2 separate regions of the Homo sapiens genome follow, and region 1 is linked to region 2. Evidence: read pairs that join two places in POLR2A ChIA-PET (ENCODE). Cell type or tissue: IMR-90. All regions are shown on one strand. Links, peaks and the distances in the headings refer to the core of each region. The heading gives the core; the rest is flanking DNA. Region 1 has its middle 59 kb from the start of BMAL1. Region 2 overlaps BMAL1 (basic helix-loop-helix ARNT like 1).

What was found. ChIA-PET counts read pairs that join two places held together with the same protein. Peaks named below come from ENCODE experiments on the same cell type or tissue, not always from the same donor. Only the 100,000 strongest peaks of a DNase experiment are listed, where the experiment ranks them.
Region 1: POLR2A ChIA-PET joins it to region 2 with 5 read pairs; 4 of 35 experiments call an interaction of 5 or more read pairs at or near these places.

The regions. Positions count from the first base shown.
Region 1 is chr11:13,216,453-13,220,847 of GRCh38, reverse strand. No RefSeq gene overlaps it. Among named protein-coding and RNA genes, the nearest start is that of BMAL1, 59 kb to the left of the region's middle. In IMR-90, for the core only: no CTCF peak of the experiment used is centred there; no DNase peak of the experiment used is centred there; H3K27ac peaks cover 709 bases.
Region 2 is chr11:13,360,784-13,365,178 of GRCh38, reverse strand. All of the region lies in intron 9 of BMAL1 (basic helix-loop-helix ARNT like 1), which reads right to left. Among named protein-coding and RNA genes, the nearest start is that of BMAL1, 85 kb to the right of the region's middle. RefSeq lists an enhancer at 275-1,035. In IMR-90, for the core only: no CTCF peak of the experiment used is centred there; no DNase peak of the experiment used is centred there.

The sequences.
Region 1 (4,395 bases), core at 202-4,201, 140 kb after region 2:
TGCAGTGAGCTGTGATTGCACCACTGCACTCCAGCCTGGATGACAGAGCAAGACCTTGTCTCAAAAAAAAAAAAAAAAAAAAAAAAAAGATGATGACAAATGTCAGACTGTGACTTGGGGAGGAGAAGGGAGATAAACTGGCAACTATAAAAGATTGGTGAACAGAGGGAGGGCCATTGCTAGAAGCACATTTTCTTGCTGATTGCAACTCAGATTTCTCTCTTACAGACCACAGCATTTTTTCCTAGATCCACATCCCACCTCTGGCCTGTTCTCTTGTCTTCACTTACCTGATCCTGCACCCTCTCTTGCCCCTTGGCTTGGCAGTCATGTACCTTGGTTTTCTGAATGCTGCTCCAGGGGCAGAGGTGGGCCCTGGGGCTTTGCTATGTTTGGGGGTGGGGAAAGGGGCCTGGGAAGAGCCAGGCCTTGGTGAGGAGCAGAAAGGGGCCCCTTATCAGCACCAGGACAAGCACTGGGGCACGGCCTGTGGGATGCGATTAAAGATCTTGGCTCTCAACGGTGCTGAGAGTCACTTCTGTTTAATCACTTTGTGCTTAATATTGTGCAGGGTTTAGAAAGGTCTGGCAATTTCATGATTTCTTCAGTCCACTGTGGGAGGGCCTGTGAAAACTGTAGCAGCCTCCATACTCTTTGGAGTCTTTTGATCAGAAAGAAACAGAAATTGTGAACACCACAGAGCAAATGAGTGAAAGGGTCTTACTCCTAGCCTTACCCACGCTGCTTCCTGCCCTTGCCTTAGACCTCAAACCTGGCAAGGCTTCTTAGGTAAGGAGCTGAAATCACCAGCTCATGGTGACACAAATTGTTTTTGCCTTATCTGGGTTAGGATGAAACATTTTCTTCCTATTTCTCAAAAACTTAAAAGCCAAGCAAACGGGATTTCTAAACAAAGAGGGACTTCAAACAGAAGACTAGCTGTCATTACCGGTTTTCTTCTCCCAAAGCCTATCTGCAATTGCTGTCTGGGAAAAGTGGTAGACCTGCTTGAGGTGGCTAAGAAGCCATTATGTCTCTTCCCTACAAGGAGGAAAACCTTATATGGCAGAGCCAGCAGATTCTGGACTCTAGGTCGGGAAGATTCCCAAGTTGCCCACTCAGATGAGACAAAATAGATAAGGAATATAGGCTTTATCTCCGTTTTTCATTTACTTTTAAATTTCTTTCATATTTTATGAATGGGTAATCCATATGCATGATACAAAATTGGAAAGATCCCAAGAGTAGACAGTGAAAAGTCTTTTTTTTCCCCCCTCTCCTGAGCCCTGATTAATCTCTGTGGAGGCAACAGCGTGTGGGGGAGATTGGGAAGAGGAGATAGGAGTCAGGCACTCGGCTCAGGTGCTGGTGGAAGAGCCCAGGAGGGTGGTGTGGAAAAGAATAGAGGAAACTGGCATGACTGTGTCAATGAGGAGGAGGAATGGGAGGAAACAGGAGGTGTAAAATATCAGAAATGGAGGCCTCATGAGTGGAGAGTCCGTGATGAGAGGAAAGTGATGAGCCTGTTTCTTTTTTTTTTTTTATTAAAAAAAATCCTTTATTTCAAATATTTTTCTCTATTGTTTTCTACTTTTTTAAAATTTTGCTCTAAGTTCTGGGATACATATGCAGAATGTGCAGGTTTGTTACATAGGTATACATTTGCCATGGTGGTTTGCTGAACCCATCAACCCATCATCTAGGTTTTAAGCCCCTCATGCATTAGGTATGTGTCCTAATGCTCTCCTTCTCCTTGTCCCCCACCCCCCAACAGGTTCCAGTGTGTGATGTTCACCTCCTGTGTCCATGTGTTCTCATTGTTCAAATCCCGCTTATGAGTGAGAACATGCAGTGTTTGGTTTTCTGTTCCTGTGTTAGTTTGCTGAGAATGATGGTTTCCAGCTTCATCCATGTCCCTGCAAAGGACATGAGCTCATTCTTTTTTATGGCTGTATAGTATTCCATGGTGTATATGTGCCACCTTTTCTTTATCCAGTCTATCATTGATGGGCATTTGGGTTGGTTCCAAGTCTTTGCTAATGCAAATAGTGCTGCAATAAACATATGTGAACATGTGTCTTCATAGTAAAATGATTTATAGTCCTTTGGGTATATACCCAGTAATGGGATAGTTTCTAACACAGAGGTTTTATCTGTGTTCATCAGGTGAACTCCCATTAAATTCCTCTTTGGGCACCTCCTTGGTGAAGTTTTCTTTATTCTTCTCTTCAAAAGTTAAACCTTACTGCTGTGCTTTGACATACCTCATTTTACAACTTAGTTCACCATGTTGTCAGTATCCATTATGCTGGGCTTCCCTCCCAGAGTGTCTTTCTCACTTCTCATTTTCACATTTCTGGCACCAACAATAATAATAGCAACAATAACAGAAATTATCTCATTAAATCCTTTCAATTACCCTGTGAAGTAGATACCTATTGTTTGGGGGCCTTTTGTTTTTGTTTTTGAGACAGGGTCTCTCTCTGTCACTCAGGCTGGAGTGCAGTGTTCCAATCACAGCTCACTGCAGCCTCAACCTCCTGGGCTCAAGTGACCCTCCAACCTCTGGAATAGCTGAAACTACAGGCACACACCAACACTCTAGGCTAATTTCTGTATTTTTTGTAGAGACAGTGTTTCACCATGTTTCCCAGACTGGTCTCGATCTCCTGACTTCAAGCAATTCACTCATCTCAGACTCCCAAAATGCTGGGATTACAGGTATGAGCCACTGTACCTGGCCTAGATACCTATTGTTAGCCTCATTTTACAGATGAGGAAACTAAGACATAGAGAAACTAATTGTCCAGGGTGGCATTGCTGGTAGTTTAGCTTTGGATTGGTATCTGAGCATTCTAACTATAGAGCTTACACTCTGATCCTCCAGTCACACCATTTTGATAAGAATGATTACATTTGGGGGACATTTAGGGGAAACGAAGGACTAGACAAACCACCTTGGGAGGCTGGTCTCATTTTTATCCCCTTTTTGCCAATAAAAACAAGTCTTAAGTCATGCCCAAGAAAGGAAAAGGGTCTGGATCCATGTCCTCAGACTCTCAGATACTGTTCTCTACTCCCAGCGTATGTGCTCATTAGATATCTATAAAATAAATATATGAATAAAATAAAGGAAGGAGAGAGTGGGTGAAGGAAGAAGAAAGGAGGAAGAGGAAAAAAGAAGGAGCAAAGGAAATAAAGGAAGGGAAATCAAATAGAATACTGCACTCAGCTATCTCTTAAACTCAATCAAAGCTGGCTGGTAATGCAAATATTGTAATTCACACAATGTACTGAGTGAACATTTTGAAAGAAGATTCTAGGAGTGAAAGCTTTAAATCAAATGAAGCCTCATTAATGTGAAACATCAGAACATCACAAGCTGATGGGGAAGTGCTTGAGGATAGCAAGGACTTCCCAGATCCCAGGTATAGAAGTCAGCAATAGATTTACTCCTGCAAGTCTGATACAATTTCTTGGAATAGCAAATTACATGAACTGTTGGTTACTTCAAAATCACCCGCAACCAAGAGGTACCTTCTTTTAAAGCATTTCTTGGTGTTTGCTTGTCCTTAAGCTACACCATTAACCTCCTCTATTATTCTGTGACCCAAATGGATCATCAAGATGAATGAAAACTCTAATTTTTTCACGGGGATTTTCCTTTTTTTGGTCCTGTAGACACCGTGTGTATCTGTGTGTGTGCATGTGTGGGTATTTTCTGTGTTTCTCTGTTGCTGCCTGCCTCAGGAAGAGACACTTTCTGCAAGGTAGGCAGCCCTGCTGGCGGTACTTTTCTTAGGTTAATCAAGCCATGCCTTGTGGATTTTTCTACCACAGACAGGAAGGCCTCAGTTTAGCATATTGACAGTAACCATATTTTCCAAACCCCAAATAGGGGCAGGGTGTCTGACCAAGGACGGAGTTCTGCTTATGAATGTAGTCATGTGAACTTCTCAGCAAGGCATAGAAATGACATCATCTGTCATTAGCCATTTTATGAATTGCCTTTATAGAAGGTAAAATGGCAGGACATTGGGTGCACCCAAGGGCACAGCAGCTAGCGGCCCTTGGACCCCTCTCTGGAGTCAGTGATCTTTGTGGATCTTTAAGGATAGCCAGTGATCTTTAAGAAAGTTCAGTCCCAGACAGGGGGCCTCTCTGCCCCACAGACAGAGCTGGCTTTGGTGACACGGCATTGCTCAGGATCCCTGTGGTTATGAGCTCACCCTTGGGCCGCCGGCTGGTCTGCTGCAAGCTGCCAGCCTCTTGGGCAGTGAGTCAGCCATGGGCTGTCACTCCATCCTGCTAAGCCTCTGAACCCTCAGAAACCTCCCCAAACCCAGCACTGCAGCCTGGAGCACCACAGGGAAGCCTGCCCTGCCCAGCCCAACG
Region 2 (4,395 bases), core at 202-4,201:
CAGAGAATCATATTTCATTGCTCTAATAATAACAACTCTATGGAGAGTCAGAGAATCTGAGATTTGGAAGGACTCTTCAAGAATCCCCTCTCCAACATCTCAGCCATCATCTGCCTTCAACTTGAAAACCTCCACGTACAGGGAGCTCTCTAAAACAGTGGTTCTCAACATTCGGAGCAGTGTTTTTTGTTTTTGTTTTTATGCTGATGGTCTGGCATGGGGCTGATCACTGGGGTATTTTTAAACCCATCCCACTTCCACGTTAATGTGATTCTAATGTACATAGGGCTGAGAACTACTACTCTCAAATGTTATCCCTCCATCCAGGGCCGGACTATTTGCATTCAGAAAAGCAAAACTCCCCGCTTAGATTCTTCTTACCCCTTCTTCAGTTTAAATACAGGAAAAAATCTAAATGTTCCAATAAAGCCAGCCATTAAGATAGGACAACATTTGGTAAAGAGACTGAAGCAGGTAAATACCCAAGCTATAGTGCCTGAGAGCTTGGGCTGTGTGAATCCCACCCACTGCCTTCCAGACATACAACCACTCAACTCCTGCTGGGGTCTTCCGGTGACAAGGAGGGTGTGCCCCACTCTGTCATGCCCTTGCTCTTATGACTCAGCCCTCCCTCGTTCTAATACACAGTGGACTAGTTTCTCACCTTATTCACTGGTCCTTAATCTGCTCTTTGGAAAAATACAGAGAAACTGTTCTCTTTTTCCACAAAAGGGCCTTCATGATGTGGTTTAATTCAAAGAACTAGGAAATGAATTAATGTGCCAGAAGGTAAAAGAATGGTGCATGTACTTGTGCTGGGACAGAAGAAATGAGTGAGAGGGGAACAGAATCACTGTTGCTTAAGACCCTGGCAGGCTACTCAGCCAGAAGGAAGCTGGGGAGGATCCTTTCCTAAGTTAGGTCCCTAAGCTGGCCCAGGGGCAAGGGATGACAGTGAGGGGGAAGTAACTTTCCAAGCACCATCTGCTGGAAGCCTCATTCTGTCAACAAATAGGGTATTAAAAACTTCCTCGTTTGCCTTGCAGATAATCTTGTATCTCATGGAAGTGTTTTTGAGGCTTTTCATTGATGTGGCAATGTGGCTTGAAAGGTACCTGGACAGAAGGGAACTGTGACACCCTGGAGGTAATGCTGGGCAGGGTCAGGCCTGAACCGACAACACAGGTAAAGCTATTTCAGTACTCCAGAGGAAAGCCAGCAGGTTCCAAAGCAGTGAATGCATCAGCGAGGGGAGGCTCTGGACATTCCAACTCCATAGCACCCTGGCCAGCAGACCATCTGTGAAGGAGCCGGGCCCGAAGGACAGCTAAGGAGCAGAAGCTGTGAGAACACTACCAGCACCACAGAGCCACAGGGGCCAGCCAGTGGCAGGGTCACTCTTGGGAAGATGGTGCTGGTTAATAAAAGACACAGAGGCCTTGGTACGGTCTGCCTAGTTTTCAAAACATGGGGAAGTAGACTAACGTAGACATTGTAAACTGATACAGTTGACTGATCCCTGACATACACTTTATTAAAGATATTTTGAAAGCACTTAGTAAAGAAAGCAGTTTGTCCATTTTGCATTGCTGAGGAAAAGCAGAAGTCCAGCTCCTGCGGCCAAACTGTCTGAACATCATCTGAGTAGACCTGGCTTTCTGTGGAAGCAAGTCCCTGGAACTGGGACCCTGGAAGTGATAAGGGACTGGACAGTATTTCACAGCCACTGACACGTGCTAGAGAGGTGACAAAACCTTCATCGGGCAAGAGAGATCACTCTTGAGTGCTGCATAAACAAGGGAGTAGAAGAGACAAGCCCAACATGAAGTATTTAGCTGAGATAGCATGATAATCCTTGTTCCATACCCTGGTAAGTATGGGTATCTGATAGAAAATTATTAAGAAAAGCAGCAACAAGAAAACGATTAAGCACGTGCCACTGCAAAAGGAGCTTGTTTTATTTATTTTTAAATTTGTCCATCCACAGGACTCTGCTTGATAATTATTTTACATATATATATATATATATATATATATATATATATATATATGAAATAAAGACATAGATTCTTTTTCTTAAAATAATCAAGCCTGTACCCCAGCCCAAAATGTCATTGATTTGGATGTTCCTAGAACAATGCCAAGCCTCTAGTAAGTACACAAAAGGGTTTGTTGAATTCATGAATACGCAAGAATGAAAGGCATAGAGGCAGGCCTATCACATCTACAGCTGCAGATCTGTTACCAGTATGGGAATCAGGACCAGTTACATAATTTGTGGGGCCCAGTACAAAATGAAAATGCAGGGATCCTTGTTCAAAAATTACGTTTTCAAGATGGTGACAGGGCATTAAACCAAGCATGGGGCCTTGTGAAACTGCAGAGGTCACATGCCCATGAAGCTGGCACCGACGGCAGCTCTCGAGATGCTACAGGCATCGGTCATATTTTAACCTCAGCAAATCCTCTCTGAGAACACGGACATCTTTACGAAAAGGATGGAGAGGTGGGCAAAGTTGGGTGTTTGAATAACTGTGTCCTGAGAGTGGTAGCCAAAAGACTATCACTCACTTGATCGGGAGCCTGGTCCCACCCTAAAGTGTTTATCATTGATTTGGATGTTCCTAGAACAATGCCATGCATCTAGTAAGTAAACAAAAATGTTTGTTGAATTTATGAATAAACAAGGATGAAAGGCACAGAGGCATGTATTGGATCTACAAGTCACACAAAGATTCCAAGGGTCACTAATGACAAGCTGGACTGTGGGGCCATTCAACAAACAGGTTTTGACAGAAATGAAAGAGAAGTCCTATCTTAAGTTCAAAAAAGCACCTATACAAGATGTAAAAAACCTGACCTAACAATAATTCATATTCAGGAGAGAAGGGGGAGGAGGCAGTACTGCAGCTGCCCCAAATGATACAGTACTAATCAGATGGCTTTTTTGGCAAGGAAGGCACTAGTCCCATTCAACCTCAGGCCAATCAGACCACAGTTGAAGCACTATATTGGGTTGTGGGAGTCACTTCTGGAAGGAATCGAGCAAATGCATGTGGCTCTGGAAAGTGTGTGTGGCAAACACTGTTGGGGAAGCCAATTCCCAACACCATTCCCAGGCCCCTTCTCTCTTGCCTGTCTCCACCAGGGAGGCTGGAAAATCTATAAACACTTGTTTCTGCACCCTGCCCTGCAGCTAGGCGTGACCAAGTGACACACTTTTGAATAAGCTGAAGTCCACTGTTGAGTTTTCAGGAAGGTGTATCCTTTCTTGATAAAAAGGACAGCCAGACTAGAGCTTCATTTACCCCTGTTTTTACAGTGGGTCTGGCTACTTAGACCTGGCAAAGGTACCTGGCTACATTAAGGAAACAAGCTAGCATGCTAGCTTGGTGTGGCTGAGTGCAAAGACAAAGAACCTGGTTCCTATTGACCTCATTGAACCACTGCAGCAACCCAACATAACCTACTCCAGACCAGTTATACTTGAGAAATTAAACTCTATTTATTCATCAGGTCTTCTGGTCCTTGCAGGTGAATGCTTTCCAATTTGAGATAGCACGTCATGAGGAGATAAATAGAGAATGCTGGAGTGAGCAGACAGGCCAGGCTTATAGAGAGCTGAAAATGGATAGTGATGATGCAAAATTCCAGATGGACTACCCTCTACTCTAGAGCTTTGCAAACTTCTGCTCAAAGATGGGTAGGAAGATTCTGTTGGCTGTGCAGGTAAGGTCAGCCCTGACTTTGTGGGAGGTGGAAGCGGGTATCCTTCCTTTTAGTTACGTTTTTCTATTCATCTGTTTACAATCTACAAGAACACGTTTCTGAATCCAGTTTCTTTCCCTTCAATTCCCAAGTTAATCTCACTTTACCTAGTAACACAACTTAGAGCTTTGTGCCGACCTAATTCTTCATGGAAGACAACAGGTTCCCATAGTGCCACCTCAACCATCTCCCAGCAGAGATTTAGCAAGACAGAGAGAGCACTCAAGTCAAGCAGGTGAAAGCATATATCTCTTGCATTTATTTTTCTTTTTTGGACCACTAGTCTTTGTAAGTTTGTTTGTTTTTTGAGACAGAGTCTCACTCTGTTGCCCAAGCTGGAGTGCAGTGGAGTGATCTCAGCTTACTGCAACCTCCACCTCCCAGGTTCAAGCAATTCTCATGTCTCAGCCTCCCAAGAAGGCATCTGCCACCACACCCAGCTAATTTTTATATATTTAATAGAGACAGGGTTTCAACATGTTGGCCATGCTGGTCTCAAACTCGACCTCAGGTGATCTGCCCGTCTTGGCCTCTCAAAGTGCTGGGATTATAGGCGTGAGCCACAGTTTTGTTATTTTGATGAGATTTTGGTGTAAAGATTTAGGTGGACTTTTTTGTGCTAGTGGT